Linked DNA regions of Homo sapiens: region 1 is linked to region 2. A link is a loop called in an ENCODE intact Hi-C map of the cell type or tissue named here. Cell type or tissue: Calu3. All regions are shown on one strand. Each heading gives the region's core, and the rest is flanking DNA. Links, peaks and the distances in the headings are about the cores only.

Region 1 (8,563 bases), core at 238-8,237, 59 kb after region 2:
TTATATAAAAAAATAAATGCCATTATTTCAGCTCATCCTATTTGGGTCTTCTGTTACTTGCAACCACAGGATGCTAGTTAATAAACCCACTTGTAGTTTTAAAGCATGAGCCCCAAATTATTTGACACTTCTCCCATTGAGAAGTGGATTATGTGTCCCCTCCCCTTGAATCTGAGTGAATGTTTCAATGATTAGAGTATGGTAGAAGGGCTGCTGTGTAACTCGTGACACTAGGTGATAAAAGGTGACATATCTTCTGCCATGCTCGATGGAACCCTCATGCTTGGAGCCTTGAGTTGCCATGTAAAAGATCTGGCTACCCTAAGGTTGCCATGATGGTAAGAAGCCAATCCACTCGGTGGGGCCATGTGTTGTTGCTCCAGTTGGAAGTGCTAATATTTTATTCATCCAAGCCCAGATATCAGACATGTGAATGAACAAGTCTTCAGATGATTCTGGTCCCCACCATTGAATTTCCTCCAGTCTTTGAGTCTCCCCACCTGAGGCCCCAGACATCACAGAGCAGAGGCAAATTATTTCTGCTGTGCCTTGTTCAAATTTCTGACTAAACGAATCCATGAGCATAATATAGTAAATAAGCTGCTAAATTCTGGGGTAATTTATTACACAGGAATGGTAACTGGAACAACACTTCTTCATCTCACTTTATATGCATCATGAATGATCACATAACACAAACTTGAGATGTGCTGGTGTAGCTCTTGCAGTATTAAGATTAGGTAACTTCAGGGTTTAACCCACCCAGGCATAGAAACAGTTCTTTAGGGAAATAAAACTGATGTTCACAAAGACACTACGAATCCTTCTCATGAATAGACTGCCGGAGTTGCTCATAGGATGAAAACTTTGGTAAAAAAAATTCTTGAAAGAGGATGTGCTTCCTCTATGAATTACAGTCACTTTTCTGCAGTAACCCTGCATGATCCACAACTTAGGAGAACCAATAACAAACACCATACTATCAAGTAAACAGCCTTGTTTGGTTCTAAGTTCATAAAATAAGAGCCTGAGGTTCAGAAGCCCAGGAGTCCAGTTAACACCTATGTGCCCTGTAGAAGTTACTTTATCTTCTCAGCTTCAGTTTTACTTGTAAAATAAGGGAGATGGACTAGAAGACTAATGGTTTCCAACTTTGATTCTGGGGAGCAAAATAGAAAAGTGTTGTGGTTGGCTGAATAATGCTCCCCCTCAAATTTGTCCACATCTGAATTCTGAGAATCTGTGAATATGATACAGAGTGCAAAAGACACATGGCATATGTGATTAAGTTAAGGGTCTTGAGAGGGAAACAGGAGGGCAAGAGTCATACATCTCTCGTTTATAGAGATGCCTCACACTTCCTTTGAAGCAGAAGCGAGAGAGGAGAAAAGATACTACTGGCTTTGAATTTGGAGGAAGGGGTCATGAGCCAAGGAATGCAGGCAATCTCTAGAAGCTGGAAAAGGCAAAGAAACAGAGTCTGTCTTGGAGCCTCCAGAAGGCATGCAGCTCTATGGGCCCATTTTAGACTTCTGACCTCCAGAACTGAGGCAGGAGAATAGGGTCAGGAGGCAGGGAACTTAAAACTGTTTCACGCTTACTTCATAGAACTAAATTGAAAGGAAAACCCTGGCCAGGCACAGTGGCTCACGCCTGTAATCCCAGCACTTTGGGAGGCTGAGGCAGGCAGATCACTTGAGGTCGATGAAGTCGGGAGTTCGAAACCAACCTGACCAACATGGAGAAACCCCGTCTCTACTAAAAATACAAAATTAGCTGGGCGTGGTGGTGCATGCCTGTAATCTCAGCTACTCAGAAGGCTGAGGCAGGAGAATCGCTTGAACCCGAGAGGCGGAGGTTGCCGTGGGTGAGCCGAGATCGCGCCATTGCACTCCGGCCTGGGCAGCAAGAGTGAAACTCCGTCTCAAAAAAAAAAAAAAAAGGAAAACCCTAACCTTCCATACCTTCCATGCCTAAGTAACAAAAGGACCAGAGGCTATTCCCTTTGCAAATCCCCACCTTTTCTGCAGGGCAGATGGGAAATTTAAAGTACCTCTGATTGGTTGCTTTTTGCAACCAAAGAGCAAAAAGCAACCAATCAGACATTTGCACAGGAGTGGAACTTTGTAACTTCACTTCAGCCTCTGATTGGTTGCTGTCTGCAACCAATCAAACTGATTATGGGCCAAATCTTTGTTTGAATAGAAGTGCAACTTTGTAACTTCACTTTAGCCTCTGATGGTTGCTTTCTTGCAACCAATCAGACGTTTGCATAGGAGTGTGGCCTTTGTAACTTCAGCCTCTGATTGTGGGCCACTACTTCATTTACATGGGGTGCACACCAAGTGGCCAATGGGAAATCTCTAGGGGGTATTTGGACCAGAGAAGATTCTGGATCCCGGCCCTTGAGCGGCTTCTCTGCCCGCTCCCACCCTGTAGAGTGTACTTTCGTTTTCAATAAATCTCTGCTTTTGTTGCTTCATTCTTTCCTTGCTTTGTTTGTGCGTTTTGTCCAATTCTTTGTTCAAAGAGCCAAGAACCTGGACACCCTACACTGGTAACAGAACTGTAAGAGAACAGGACTGTGTTTCTTTAAGGCACTACATTTACGGTAATTTGTTACAGTAGCAATAGGAAAGTAATACAGTGGTTAAGAGCTTGGGCTCTGCTATCAGACTACTTGAGCTCAAGTCCCTTTTCTACACCCTACTGGCTGTATGACCTTGGGCAAATTAAATTCTCTATACCTCAGTTTCATCTTGATAAAAGCAGTGATGGAAGAACTAACTCCTCTGACTTATTGTGAGGTTTTGAGGAAGTGTCTAGGATCATCTGGAAATTAGTAATTTATTTTAAAATTACTAATTTAAAATTACTACATTTATTTTAAAATTACTAATTTAAAATTACTACATTTATTTTAAAATGTAGTCATTGTTCTCTTGTTGAGAAGCATCTACTTTAGGAGCCGTGTATACAGCTTCTCATCAGATCCTTACAACCAGTAGTGAAATAGGTATGATGGTAAGTTTCCATATGAGAAAACTGAAGCTGTGGGAGGTGAATTTTTCCAAGTAACATAGCTAGTAAGTGGACAAATCAAAGTGGCTGGTTTACCACGAAATTAACTACATTTATGTGCCACATGATGGTGAATGAACAAATACGTGCAAGTAATCACAGCAGTGGGCACTCAACCACTAGTGCGGAGTCTAGACTAACTGCCACTAGGTCACCCCATCTGATCCACACTGGCGCCATTCCCAGTTCTTTACATTCATCCCTTGTTTCCAGAAAGGGCAGAGGAAGCGAGGAAAAAGTGCGTGGCCTGAAGTGACGCCTGGCGTTGCCCGAAGCCCGCCCAGCGCTGCCAGGTGACGCCACTGCGACACAAAGGCGGGGATTGCGTAGGGAAAGGCCCTAGGCCATAAACGGGGGTGGGGCCTCCCCGGAGGCCAGTGCGCGGCCGCGGTGCTCTACCGGCGTGTCGCTCCGCCCCAGGGAGAGCCGGCGCTACCATGGAGGAGTACCATCGCCACTGCGACGAGGTACCGCCCCTTGGCTACCTGGGAGCGCCCCCCACTCCCGCCTTCCTCTGCGCGGGGCTCTTGCCGGGTGGTCTCCCAGCGAGGGCGGTCCCAAGAGTTGGGGTGCGGCGTCCTCCGAGCCCGGGTCCTCTCCCCTGGGCCCGGGATCCGCCCCGCCCGACCCGTTCTCCCCACCCCAAAGTCCTGAGATTCGGGGTGGGAGGGGTGGCCAGGAGCGCGCGGATCAGACGGTGGGGTCGGGGCAGGGTTGGGAGGACGAGGCCTGACTTGGGTGCGAGGAGTGGGCATGGGGTGACGGGCGCCGCCCTCCTACCGGGCGGGCCTCGAAAACGGGTCTTCCCGCTGCTGCCTCCGTCCCTTGGCTTCCTCAGCGCGGGTGCTGCAGCCCCCATGGCTCGGAGTCTCGGGGTCCTGGTGGCACTGCCATTCCCGCTCCCGGTAATGCTTGCCAGGATTAGGCAAGGAGGTGCTTTATGGATTACGAGCCCTTGCTTACTGACTCAGGCTTTCCCAACCCTCACCAGAAACCCATGATGTCAGTTGTTATCTCCCTGTTATTGATGGGGACTCCAAAGAAAAGACTAAGTTGTCAGACCACTTTATAGTACTAAAGTGATATTAATCTTGAGTTATCAAGTATTTTCATAATCTTTAATTTGGGAAAGGAATTTTTGCCTAGAAATTTTTGCCTAGCATAAGTTAAAAACAAAATTGAAAATAGTCTACTAAGCATTCTCTTCATATGGACCACTTCATTCTCTCACTTAGCTGAAACCATTTCTATATTCTTATGACACATAACATCCTCATAGTCACCTCTTGCTTATTTCCTACGTTTTACAATACAATGATTCTTAATCTAGGATGTTCATTAGAATCACCAGTATAAAGCACTTTTTTAAAAAAAAATGTAGACTTGCAGGCTCTGCCCCAGACCTCACGGGAGGTAGGTAGGGAAAGCATTCAGTATTTTTAAGTGTTTAGGGGCAAGATTGGCCCCTTCTGTAGACCTGATGCCCTTTAACACTTTAACACCTGTCTAGGCCAGCCTAGGATATTCTGTGTAGCGTCATACTTGTAAGCCTGTGTTGAAAGCAGCTTTACCTTTTGTTTTCCCTTTAGGTTGGCTTCAATGCTGAGGAAGCCCACAATATTGTCAAAGAGGTGAGTCATACATTTTGTTTCTCTTGAAGCTTGCTGCACTGGTGGAGATTTTTAAAAGCTATATTTTGAGTTTCAGCACAAACTTAGAAACCTTACTGTTAAAAGAAGAATATTTTGTTTTGTTTTATTTTATTTTATTGTTTTTTGAGATGGAGTCTCGCTCTGTCACCCATGCTGGAGAACAGTGGTGTGATCTCAGCTCACTGCAACCTCCACCTCCTGGGTTCAAGCAATTCTCCTGTCTCAGCCTCCCGAGTAGCTGGGTCTACAGGCGCCCGCCACCACACCCATCCAATTTTTGTATTTTTAGTAGAGACGGGGTTTCACCTTATTGGTCAGGCTGGTTTCGAATTCCTGACCTCCGGTGATCCACCCGCCTTGGCCTCCCAAAGTGCTGGGATTGCAGGCGTGAACCACCACACCCGGCCAAGAACAAGATTTTAAATATTTATCCACTAACTCTTTATAGGGGTCCTTCTATATTTTGTTGTGTGCTATCAGCATCTTGAGGCTTATTCTGAAAGAGATGCTTAAGGATTTTCTTAGTCTAGAAAACTGGTTTAAAATTGATGCCCTGTCTTTTGGATAAAATAACTTTTATTCCAGAAAGCAAACATTATTTTAAATGTTAATGCTATAAAGTATATGTACGCATATATATGTACACACGTCAACTTTTATAATGTAAAGTATATGTATAATATATATGTATATTGTATAAAATAGATAACAAAAGCCCTAGAAATATCTGCCTTTGGGCATGTACACTTTTTTGCCCAATATAATTGGAAAAAATGATCATTTAACATATTTTAAGCATTGATATGATAGTGAATCAAAATTTTAAGAAAAATATTTGAAACTCCTTTTAGGCAAATAGAAAAGAAATTACCTTTGGGAATTAATTCTGGCAGGGGACCGTTCATTATTTTAGAGGTATCACATACAGACCACAGTGTGGGAAAGGTATTTTTTGACACCCAGGTCTGGCCTTACACAGCTAGAATTAACTCAAGGTCTGAGAGGAATAGACAGGCACCTGAAAATCCTGCCATATTTGAATACTTCAGAATTATGCATTCTATCTATGTAGCCTGAGAGTATTTAATTATTAAAAGTAGAAAGCAAAGGTTTTTAATACCTTTACAATGTAAAAGCACAAATGAGGGAAACTGGGAGGTGGAAGAGGGAGTGGAGGTAATGAGAAGGGAGTGATCTTAGTTTTCAAAGTGGCAAGTCAGGAAAGACTGTCCTTGGTTGATGGAACATAAAAGAAAGAATGCTGGGCTATTTGGGATTCCATTTAAATAGTGCCTTCTTCCTTAAGTTCTGAACCAAATGAAAAGAAAAAAGAGCCATTAGAAAGAGAACAAAATACCACCTTTATTATTGATAAAAACCAGTTTGATGATTGTACCTTGTTTTGCTAACTCCCATTCAGTTCAGCCCTGGGAAGAGTCATCCAAGAGAAAGTTTGAGTCAGCAGAGAGAAACACTTGTTCAGGCTGGTGCCTTTCATTGGTTTGGGTGGAGAGGGAAGGAGAAACTAAAGCCCAAGTTCAACACATTTGGGAGACTCCCAAATGAGATGTTAGAACAATGGTTATCACCCACCAACCAGGTAACTCATTCCACCTCCATGGGGAGGAATAACTGACAGGACAAGAGGCCAGGAATGTTAAAGAACAATCCTCTGCGTTGAAGAAAACATCCAGAGTGGAAAAGAAACATGTTTCTAACAGTGTAAATATATTTAAGTTAAAAAATCGTGATTTCACTATATTGAGAGAAGGGGGCGGGTGGTCTGAGGGAACCAAATTTTCATCTATCATAGTAGGAGTTACATGGATGTTGCCTATAATTCATAAATCAGGAAATAGTGAGATAAACATTATTTGGAGATACATAAGTAACCCTTGGAAGAAATAAAAACAGTTGTACACTGATGAGTTTCCTCTGGGGAATGGGACTGGGGATGGGAAAGGAAAGGGTGGGAAGGAAACTCTTCATTCTAAGCTTTTCTGTTCTACTGGATTTTTCAAACCATATGCCTGTTACTTTAATATTATATCAAATTAAAAGAATCATGCTTTTTCAACTGGGAAATACATACTCGGCAGTGGCTAGGTGGTGCTAGAAGTCACTGGATGCATTTTAGAACATCAGTTTTTCTTGAATATTTGTGAGAGGGAGTTAAGTAATATAAATAATATAACTGAAAACATTTTTGAATAAAAACAAACTCTGATGCATTATGTAGTCAAAACAAGCTTCTCTTGAATTTTTATATGAAATATGAGACTGCAAAGAAACTCAGCTTTGCTACAGGTTACTTGCAGCTAAATGTCTATCTTTCCTCTTCCCATGAACCAACCCTCTTCTGCCATTGAAACATTTCCATTGAGACATTGGAAATGCCTGAGAATGAGCAACATTTTAAAACAGTTTAGCACTTCCTAGATGATTACATAATTTCAGCAGTTATTTCTGATTTCCTTACTGATCTTATTTTCTTATTGATCTTATTTTCTTTCCTTTGATTTCTTGCTCTGAGCCCCTATGCTAATATGTTTTTCCTTCTGAACTCAGAGACACCCATTTATCAGTAATATGCATACATTTTCTTTAGTGTTAGTAATAGAAATTGCTTCCCCAAAAAATCGTCGAAGAAAAAGTGAGCTACAAATGACTTAGAATTTAGTCTAAAGTGTATTTGATTTAAGATACCCAGCGAGTATATCAAAACCAATATTGCTTCAACAACATTTGTTGAATACCTGCTAAGTGCCCAGGTCCTGAGTTTAGCACTGAGAATACAGAGCTGTTTAAGGACCTCATTGTCTCATGGGCCTCCATGTTAATGTAATTAATTAGGCTAGATGTTAATTAATAGTAATTAGCAGGGCTATTTACAGTGGCACCCACACCCCATGGTGTTTTCTGCTGTTTAGAGCAAAACTTGGAGTGGTCCTACTAAATAACCTGAAAGAAAAATGAGTGCTCTTACTTTATCCTTAAGGAAAGGTGATCTCAAGAGAGGAATAGGTTTGTCCAAAGGTCACCAGCTTAGGAATGGTAAAGCCAGAATTAAAATTCTATTCCCCTGATCCTTAAGCCACTACCCTTCCTACTTTGTCATGTTATTGAGCTTTCTAGGAGAAAAATTTGAGCCATATTACTTTTGTCAACCTTGCTAAAATATTTCATTTCTCTTTTCATATTTTATCATTAGTGAAGATTTTATACTATCCAACTTAAGATTTTGTATTAGTGCCTTCATAAATCTTTACTGTGGTCTAATTATAGTAAATAAAGCTGCATGTGTGTGTATGTGTGTATTATTAAGCTAGATTCTAAAAATGAATTAAATGAGTCTAATGATAGTAAATGAAGCTGCATGTGTGTGTTAGATTCTAAAAATGAATTAAATGAGTGCTTTATTATCCAGGCTTTATCACTCAAATATAAAATATAACAGCAGCAATATGATAATAGTAGTTAACATTATTTATATGCTAACTCTGTGCTAGTCCTGTTTGAGCACTTGGTATTCATTGTCTCATTTCATCCTAACAACAACCTGATAAGATGATGCTGTTATCCTTACTATAAGGATTAGGAAAATAGGGATTTGAAGGGGTTAAGTCACTTGCTAAAGGTCACATAGCAGATAGGTGTCAAAGTAGGCCTTAAAACCTAGGATTGTGATACTAGAGCCAGTGCTTTTAATCAGGTGTCAGAAGTGGATGAAATCAAGCACTATGGGAAATTATGATATTTGACTTTATCTTTCTAGAGCATCTTTATTTACTTTCAGTGGCAAGTGTGCTAGTTGTTTCATAGCTAAACAA
Region 2 (8,563 bases), core at 369-8,368:
GCAACAACAGTGAGACTCCATCTCAAAAAAAAAAATAAAAACAGAAAACAAACAAACAAAAAAACCTCCCCAGGTAATTTTTAATGTGCAACAAAGTTTGAATACCACTGCTAATCTACTCCAGGGGTGTCCAGTCTTTTGGATTACCTGGGCCACACTGGAAGAAGAATTGTCTTGGGCCACACATAAAATACACTAACACTAATGATAGCTGATGAGCTAAAAAAAAAAAATTGAAAAAAAATCTCATAATGTTTTAAGAAAGTTTACAAATTTGTGTTGAGCCACATTCAAAGCTGTCATGGGCTGCATGTGGCCTGCAAGCCACAGGTTGGACAAGCTTGATCTACTCCATTCTTTTCATTGATGAGAAATCTAAGACAATTGTAATCATTAAATTTCAATCTCTCGATACTTGCTTATCTGATCTCCCACCATGATGTCCAAAAACTACCTTCTGTAAGTATTTGAGAGAATATTCTACTGGAAAAGAGAAAGTTAAATCAAAGCGGGCAATAATATACACTCTTTTCATGCTTCAACTTTTTAAGTTTTAGTGTGTGTGTGTGTGCTAGGGACCATTTTGAACTGTGTGTGGGGGAGGGGGGCAGTAGTACATCTTCCCCAGTACAGGTATAGAGAAGGTCCCCAAAGATAATCTGTTGAACCAAGTTGTCAGTGCCACTACCTCTCCCTAGGTTCTTCTTTTCCCTCTTGTTAAGTTTCCCTCCAGGCTCCTAGGATCCAAATTAAAGACATTCAGATGCTGTAAACCAGCCTTCCAAGGCATTGGCAGCAAACCACTCATCAGTTTTTTTTCCTCACTAAATCCTTTCCCATGTCCCTGTGAAGTTTTGAAGCTCCCAAACTCAACACTCCACTCAAAGGACAACTATTTACTGAATATTTACTCTTTTCCAGGAACTTGAGGGTTTGATCCATACTTAATAGAAACCCTATGAGATTACACACACACACACACAGGCAAGGTGCAGTCTCTAAAAGTTAGCACACTCCATAAAAGTGATTTGGCACCCTTAAAATACCATATACCCATGTGGAGAGGGGAAATCTGCTCTAAATGTGTGCTTTTGCTACATTGATTAATATTTAGTATTTTACTTGGCCAGAACATTGATACGATCACAGGTTCAAAAAGACTTATTTTCTTGACAGTCTAGAAGACTTTCTGGTCAGTTCCCCAAATACATCACCTACCTGCCTCTCCCTGGCTGCCTTTCCACTATAGAAGCTGAAAAAACGGATACTTTCCCAGTCTCCTTTGCCACTAAGGGCAGCTATGTGCCCCAGATATTGCCAATGAGATAAAAGTAGGATTCTGTTAGATAAATTTGGGGAAGGATATTTTTTCTCTGATGAGAAAGTTGCATGAGGAAAAATACTCTGACCTTTTCCACCCCGTTTCCTGTCATTGAACATGGGATTAGGACCGAGTGTCTTGAGCTGTTAGAGCCATCTTGAAGCCATGAGGGTAAGACACTGACTCAGAACCCTGATATTGTTGGGTCACTGTATCAACTCCAGTTATTACCTACTGTCAGCCTTCTCTATTTTCTTTGTTTTTTTTTTTTTTCTTTAGAGACAGGGTCTTACCCTGTCACCCAAACTAGAATGTAGTGGTGCAATCATAGCTCACTGCAGCTTTAAAATCCTGGGCTCAAGGGATCCTCCCACCTCAGCCTCCTGTGTAGCTGGGACCACAGGCACATGCTACTGCGCCCAGCTAAACTTCTGTAGTATTACAAGCCATGTTTAGTTGGCTTTTCTGTTACTTTCAGCAAAAAAATAAAAAATAAAAAATAAAAAATTAAATATTAAAGTTCACAACAATATATAGATTTTTTCAAATATAGAAAACTCTCATTTATTTAGAACACAGTGTATTCTGAGGATCCACACTTTGAGTACCATTGAATTAAATGACTTATCTTTTAGGAGTGAAGAGAAAGAATGCACAGGTGGATTTCAAGGAATGGTAAACCTAATCTGGACTGCCAAATTATTTTATTCATTCATTTTTTTTCAACAGACCTTACTTTACTAGGCTCCAGGGATACAAAGATTAATAAGGCATTACCCTTGCTTCCAAATAAATTTTATTACTCTAAGCAAGATGGATATGTAAACCTAGAATCATAAGGTGGTAAGAGCTAAGATAGAGGTATGTAGAGTAGAGGAGTTATGTTATCAGAGAAGTGGGAAGCTTAACGGCTCCCCGGGGACGACATTGGAAGAGGATCATGGAAGCTTCCACTCAACTCTAAAAAATTATTCCTGTGATCTGACTAAACATGTAAGGTTTTATTAATTTTATTTCAAGGAGGGTTCTTTTCTATAATTATAGGTTATAAAACAAATGACAATTCAAGAAAGATCGGGGACTAATCAACTGCCAGAAAAGATACCCCATCCATTTTTCTCTCCCACAAAGCAAGACAAAAACATGGTTTTGTGTGTGCATTTTGGGGTGGGGGTGGCAGGCATATCAGCAGGGTTGTTTTCTGGAATAGAATACTTCTGTGTTGTGAATTAAGACCACTTGTTAACATTGCATCAAACCAAACAATTTGATGGTAAAGCAATCAGTTATCAATATGAACCACAAATTCATGCATTCTGGGAGATGCTCTCCTCTGCTCCTTTTAAGCAAAAATAACAATAATTAGTATTTACTTAATAGTCACAGAAACATTTTGCATTTAATGATAGAGAAAGGGGAAACATCTCCCCGCCACCACCACCAAAATGATTTTTCTAAAAGAGGTTAACAGAAGGAGGTCCCTAACCTTAGAGGAGAAACTAACACGTAGTTTTGCACTGTTAAATCCTTATAAGAAACAGAATAGGTCCTCACTGGTTGTCTTGCAAGGGAATAATAGGCTTTGGAGCATATCTGAAAATAGAGAAAATAAAACCAGCAATAGTCTTCTAAAATTTTCCTGGAATACGATACTTTGAAAATAAAACATTCAATAGTGTCCTTCAATGAATTGTTTCAACATTCTGGCATTCACATTAATTGTGCCTCCGGAACATTTCGATTCAGTCAGTGATAACGAGATAGATATGCAACAACTGCAGTTACCTTAAGCGCTGGCATGTCCTGGGCTGGAGAGGGTTGTTCCAAGATCCCAACTCAGGCTACAGTAAAACATCTGCTACCTCGCAGAGAATGAAGAAGCCACTCTGGCAAAGGATCCCAGCTAAGCCCTCTGGCTCTCCTGTCCCCACCTCTAAGAATTACACCGGAGGAAAATGGGGGAGAGGAGGGAAATACACGAAACAAATAAAACATTCCTAGCTCCATAAACGCCGCATTCGGACATGTGAAGGTACCCGGTAAATTAAGAATATGGCCCCAGAGTTTTGTTTATCTGGGGTCTGAGCATAGATTTTATATTCTCTGTTGCGTTTTTTAAATCTAACTTTCTGTCTCCAATGGAGAGAGCCAGAGGGAGGAAGCAAAGGCAGACAGACACAGGCTGGAAGACCCCCTCCCCGCGAGTCCCCCAAACAGTAAGCATCAGAAGACGAGAAACTTGCCTGGCCCTCACCTAGACGGAGAGGCAGCTGGTCCAGCCTCAGGAGGGGGTCAGCCTGCTGGGATGAGTCACTGAAGCTGGAGCTGAAATGCAGACCCCAGGCGGGAGGCAAAGTCCCGCTCCTAACCCAGGGGAGCAGAGTGACTCACGCGCTTGGCGTCCGCCTCTCGGCGCTGTGCGCCCCTCTCCCTCCCCACCCCCAGCAAGTACCAGGACCTAGTGCCTCGAGAGACGCGGTCTCCAGGCGCCCCATCCACGGGGCTCACAGCCGGATGCCCCCAGGCGGCGGCGCCAGAGTCGCGCCAGGCACAGCCCGCCCCTCAAGGCAGCCGCCCGCTGCCAAGGGGTGAAAGCCTCCTTCGTGGATCTCCCTCTTCTCGGCTCCCCGCCACCCCAGGACCCCATGACCCCGGGCTGACCATTTGAGCTCAACACACCTTTCATATACTACCTGGACGCGGCTTTGCAAAGTCCCTCCTGCAGGCTGTGCCAAACGGGCTTCAGGATGCACAGCCAGCCCCAGGACTTAACAACCGGTCTGCAAAGACCCCACCCCCGCCATCCTTGGTCTCCACCTTGTGGTGGCTCCGGAAGCCTCTCAGCCCAGAAACAGGTGCAGCTGGCTCCTCAAGATCCCAGGTGTATCCTTTTCCATAGGTCTTTCCTTTCCTCGGACCCTACCTTGCAGGAACTGTCACCCCCCACGCCCCCCCCACACACACACACCATGGCCCATCTGACACATCCACCTGCAAGGTGGATATGGCTATGCCCAAACCTCCCACAGTTTGTACCTACACCAGGAGTACCCCTACTGCTCACCACAGCCAAGGCACAAGTTACTCCCATCTCATCTCCTAGGAGCCCCCTTCCTTGTGGAGGAGGCTGCAAGTCTCTCCTCTCTCATATCCCCCCTGGGTCTTGGAAAAGTACTGTGGGGAATGATGGGACCCTGGTGCCAGGGGTCACCTTCCTAATTTGACATGGAGTAAGAAAAGCCAAGGCTCCACCCAAACTGGTTTTGGTGGCAGTGCTTCGTTGGGACGGTCAAGATGTCCTGGGGTGCCAGGACTTAGAAGAGTTAATAGCTTCAGCAAACATGGCATGGGAATTCTGACTCATGACCTGGTGTGTTCTGGTAAAGGTCAACTTGTTCTGCTAGGAGGAGGGGTAGGGGTGATGAGCCCTCAGTCCTGCCTTCACCATATCAAAACTGGAAGGAAGAAAATGTATAAAAAGAGTTCCTTTAGCCCTGGCAAGGGTGAGGGATTATAGAGTTCAGAGAGAAAGAAACAAGAATAGGGAAGGGGTGGGCCATTTTCTCAACTTGAGGACAGCATTTCAGCTGTCAGACTTCTTACAACTCTGGTAAAGGATGGGGGTCCAATTTCAAAAAGTGGGCAATATCCCCTAACACTCGCCCTTTGTTGTCATCCCATTGCTTTCTTATACCATTATAAACTGAGATCTCCCCCATAATTGGATGCGTAGGGAATATAAGTTACTCATTTCAATGTACTAATAACCCAGCACATGGCCTAACACATAGTGGAAAATAAAGCTTTATTGAAAGCTCAGAAGTCTACTATCCAGGACCTTCCTCCCCCTGTCTCTGGCTCCCACCTCTACTTTCCATCTTTTTCCATTTCTTTACCTTTACTTTTCTTGCTTGTCTATACCTACTTCCCTGAATAATACCAGCCTTCAGTTTTTCTACCTCTATTTTCTAATTTTATAAGGCAGTGTTTCATTTCCAATTTTATTTGTTCTCTTTTTCTAAAGTCCCCCCCACTCTGCATTCTCTCCCAATGCCCTATTTTCAAGTTTAATTTTAATGAAGTGCCTTTCCTCGAACCCTACCTTGCAGGAAATATCACCCCCCCCCCCGGACCACCCCACACACACCTCTTTTTTGTTTGTTTTAAGATTGGATCAAAATTCTTACCTATCAAAAATCTTACATTCCCCAGAGAGTGAGTGTGTGTGTGTGTGCGTGTGTGCCTCCAAGACAATGTGTCTTCTTGCGCAAAGCAATCAGCCATATATTACCAGAGCCATATCTTCATTAATTCATTCAACTCACATTTACTGTGCACCTAATGCATACTAGACATTGTGTTAGGTCCTAGGTTTATAGAAATGGATAAGGTAATGTGACTACCATCAAGAATGCCACAGACTGAGGGGTGGGGGAAGGGGAAGAGCAGATAATAAAGCAAAGTTACATAACAATGCTGTAAGAGAAATGTGTACAAAGGTGCTGTGGGAATAAGAAGGAAGCTCACAGTACTTCATGGAGGAGGCAGGAGGTGGTCAGGAAACATTTTACCAGAAGACGGCAATTGAACTGAGTCTTGAAAAACAATTAGGAGTTTTCCAGGAAGACAAGAAGGGAGAAATATATACAAGATGAGTAATTTACTTTGAATTTTATTATTTTTATTTATTTTTTATTATACTTTAAGTTTTAGGGTACATGTGCACAACGTGCAGGTTTGTTACATATGTATACATGTGCCATGTTGGTGTGCTGCACCCATTAACTCGTCATTTAACATTAGGTATATCTCCTAATGCTATCCCTCCCCCCTCCCCCCACCCCACAACAGGCCCCAGTGTGTGATGTTCCCCTTCCTGTGTCCATGTGTTCTCATTGTTCAATTCCCACCTATGAGTGAGAACATGCAGTGTTTGGTTTTTTGCCCTTGCAATAGTTTGCTGAGAATGATGGTTTCCAGCTTCATCCATGTCCCTACAAAGGACATGAACTCATCATTTTTTATGGCTGCATAGTATTCCATGGTGTATATGTGCCACATTTTCTTAATCCAGTCTATCATTGTTGGACATTTGGGTTGGTTCCAAGTCTTTGCTATTGTGAATAGTGCCGCAATAAACATACATGTGCATGTGTCTTTATAGCAGCATGATTTATAATCCTTTGGGTATATACCCAGTAATGGGATGGCGGGGTCGAATGGTATTTCTAGTTCTAGATCCCTGAGGAATCGCCACACTGACTTCCACAATGGTTGAACTAGTTTCCAGTCCCACCAACAGTGTAAAAGTGTTCCTATTTCTCCACATCCTCTCCAGCACCTGTTGTTTCCTGACTTTTTAATGATTGCCATTCTAACTGATGTGAGATGGTGTATCATTGTGGTTTTGATTTGCATTTCTCTGATGGCCAGTGATGGTGAGCATTTTTTCGTGTGTTTTTTGGCTGCATAAATGAATTTTAATTTGAGTCTCCTTTCCCTTGTAATGGCATCATTATTAAGGCAGATGGTGTGTAACATTGTTCCAGAGTTAAAAGAGTTCTCTTTCCTGATAACTCCAGGGACAATTCTTGGTTCTACTTGGATCATGTGTCCATCCCTGAAACAATTACCATGGCCAGGTAGGTAGTATATTCTGATTGGCTGGCCTGGGTCATGTGCCCATTCCTGGGTTTTTGTTCTTTGTTTTGTTTTGTTTTATTTTGGCGGAGGGAGAGAAACATAAATATAAATACCTTTCAGTTCCTGCCAGGAAAGATGTGAACAAAAGTAGCATGTCAATTATATGTATACAAGCATTTCTGACATAAAATGACATACTCGGCTGAAAAATCTCTCATTTTTCAAAATCACACACTAAAACTAACAAGGCATAAGAGTTAAGGCAGATCACTCAAAACTTATGTACCTTTATAAGCAGAGCATTAACAATTTTTTTAAAATAATATATCAGGTGATGACTTGTGCACAGCTCAGACACACAGCTTGTTATGGCTAGAGGCCACCTCAGTAGATATTAAACATGCAAGAAACCAATAGAGAGGAAATTCTACTTGAGAGAGCTGAGACAATGCAGATGGAAGTGGAAGTCTAAGACAGAAAGGCTGCTATTAAGGTGCGCACAGGAAGAAGTACACTCTGCCTGAGGCAAGAATCATGCAAGGCTGAGGGTCTACTTCCTTGGAGAGGAAGCCCTGGGTGTAGAACCTCACTTTTAATTTTAAAACATAAATAAAGCTAAAAGGGCTTTTGACACTGCAGCAGCCAAATTGAGGGATTTTTCCTTTCATGCTGAAGGTTAAAATTCTACTTCAACCCAACGTCCACATGGTATTGACATTCTTCCCCTATTTCCTATTACATATATACTATTTGTTATAGATAATGTGTTATAGCAGAAGATATTGTGTATATTTGTTTATTACCTATCAAATATTTATCAGGCCCATGTAGTCTAATCTAGTCTCATGCTTTAAAATTCCAATTATTTGCTAATGACTCCCAAATTTATGCCTCTGGACTGGTTATTTCTCCTGAACTCCAGACACTTATCAAGCAACCTGTTGAGCAACCTGCTCAACATCCTCACCTGAATGGCAATAGGAATCTCAAACTTCCCTTACACAATACTCAACTCTTTCATTTGTTGCCTATTCTAGACATTTTACACAAATGGAATTATAAAATATGTGGGCCTTTGTGTGTGGCTTCTTTCACTGAGCATAATGTTTTCAAGGTCATCCATGTTGTAGCATGCATCAGAACTTCATTCCTTCTTATGATTGAATAATATGGGCCTACTTCTTAGAGAAGAACTTCAGTTTGGGAGTGTAGAGGAGAGACAGGAAGGATCTCTGAGAAAAGCTGCAGAGCGAAGGCTTAATGGAGGTTTTGTGTTTTCCGGTTAGATAGTTGTCCCTCATATGAATCCTGTGCTTGCCTTGCATCCTGTGAGAGCCTCAGGCCCAGCTGCAGGCTTGTCTGCTGGCAGGGTAGTGTCAGCAGTCCTGGCTTTTTGCTTAATGACAACGCTGCATCAATGCCTCTTCCTGCAATTGCTTCTACAACAGCTTCTATGAGGTAAGATCTTTGGGATGCCCGGATCACCTGAGGGAGATTCATGGCAGAGCACCTGGGGTCTGGTTCCATCTGCTCCCAAGGTAAGGTGAACTTGGATCTATGGGATAGTCCCAAGGGATCCCCTCAAAATCAGTGGTTAGA

What was found. Hi-C counts contacts between places; a loop is a spot of excess contacts. Peaks named below come from ENCODE experiments on the same cell type or tissue, not always from the same donor. Only the 100,000 strongest peaks of a DNase experiment are listed, where the experiment ranks them.
Region 1: it touches region 2 in a loop (3-fold over the local background); 4 of 110 quality-filtered maps call a loop at or near these places.

Annotation. Positions count from the first base shown.
Region 1 is chrX:37,842,466-37,851,028 of GRCh38, reverse strand. It overlaps DYNLT3 (dynein light chain Tctex-type 3), which reads left to right and starts at 3,458. Exons shown (of 5, transcript NM_006520.3): 1 at 3,458-3,548; 2 at 4,671-4,712. The coding sequence starts at 3,519. RefSeq lists a silencer at 3,685-3,794. In Calu3, for the core only: no CTCF peak of the experiment used is centred there; a DNase peak (open chromatin) is centred at 3,428.
Region 2 is chrX:37,901,153-37,909,715 of GRCh38, reverse strand. It overlaps a transcript of SYTL5 not described here. Among named protein-coding and RNA genes, the nearest start is that of DYNLT3, 58 kb to the right of the region's middle. In Calu3, for the core only: no CTCF peak of the experiment used is centred there; DNase peaks (open chromatin) are centred at 3,835 and 4,125.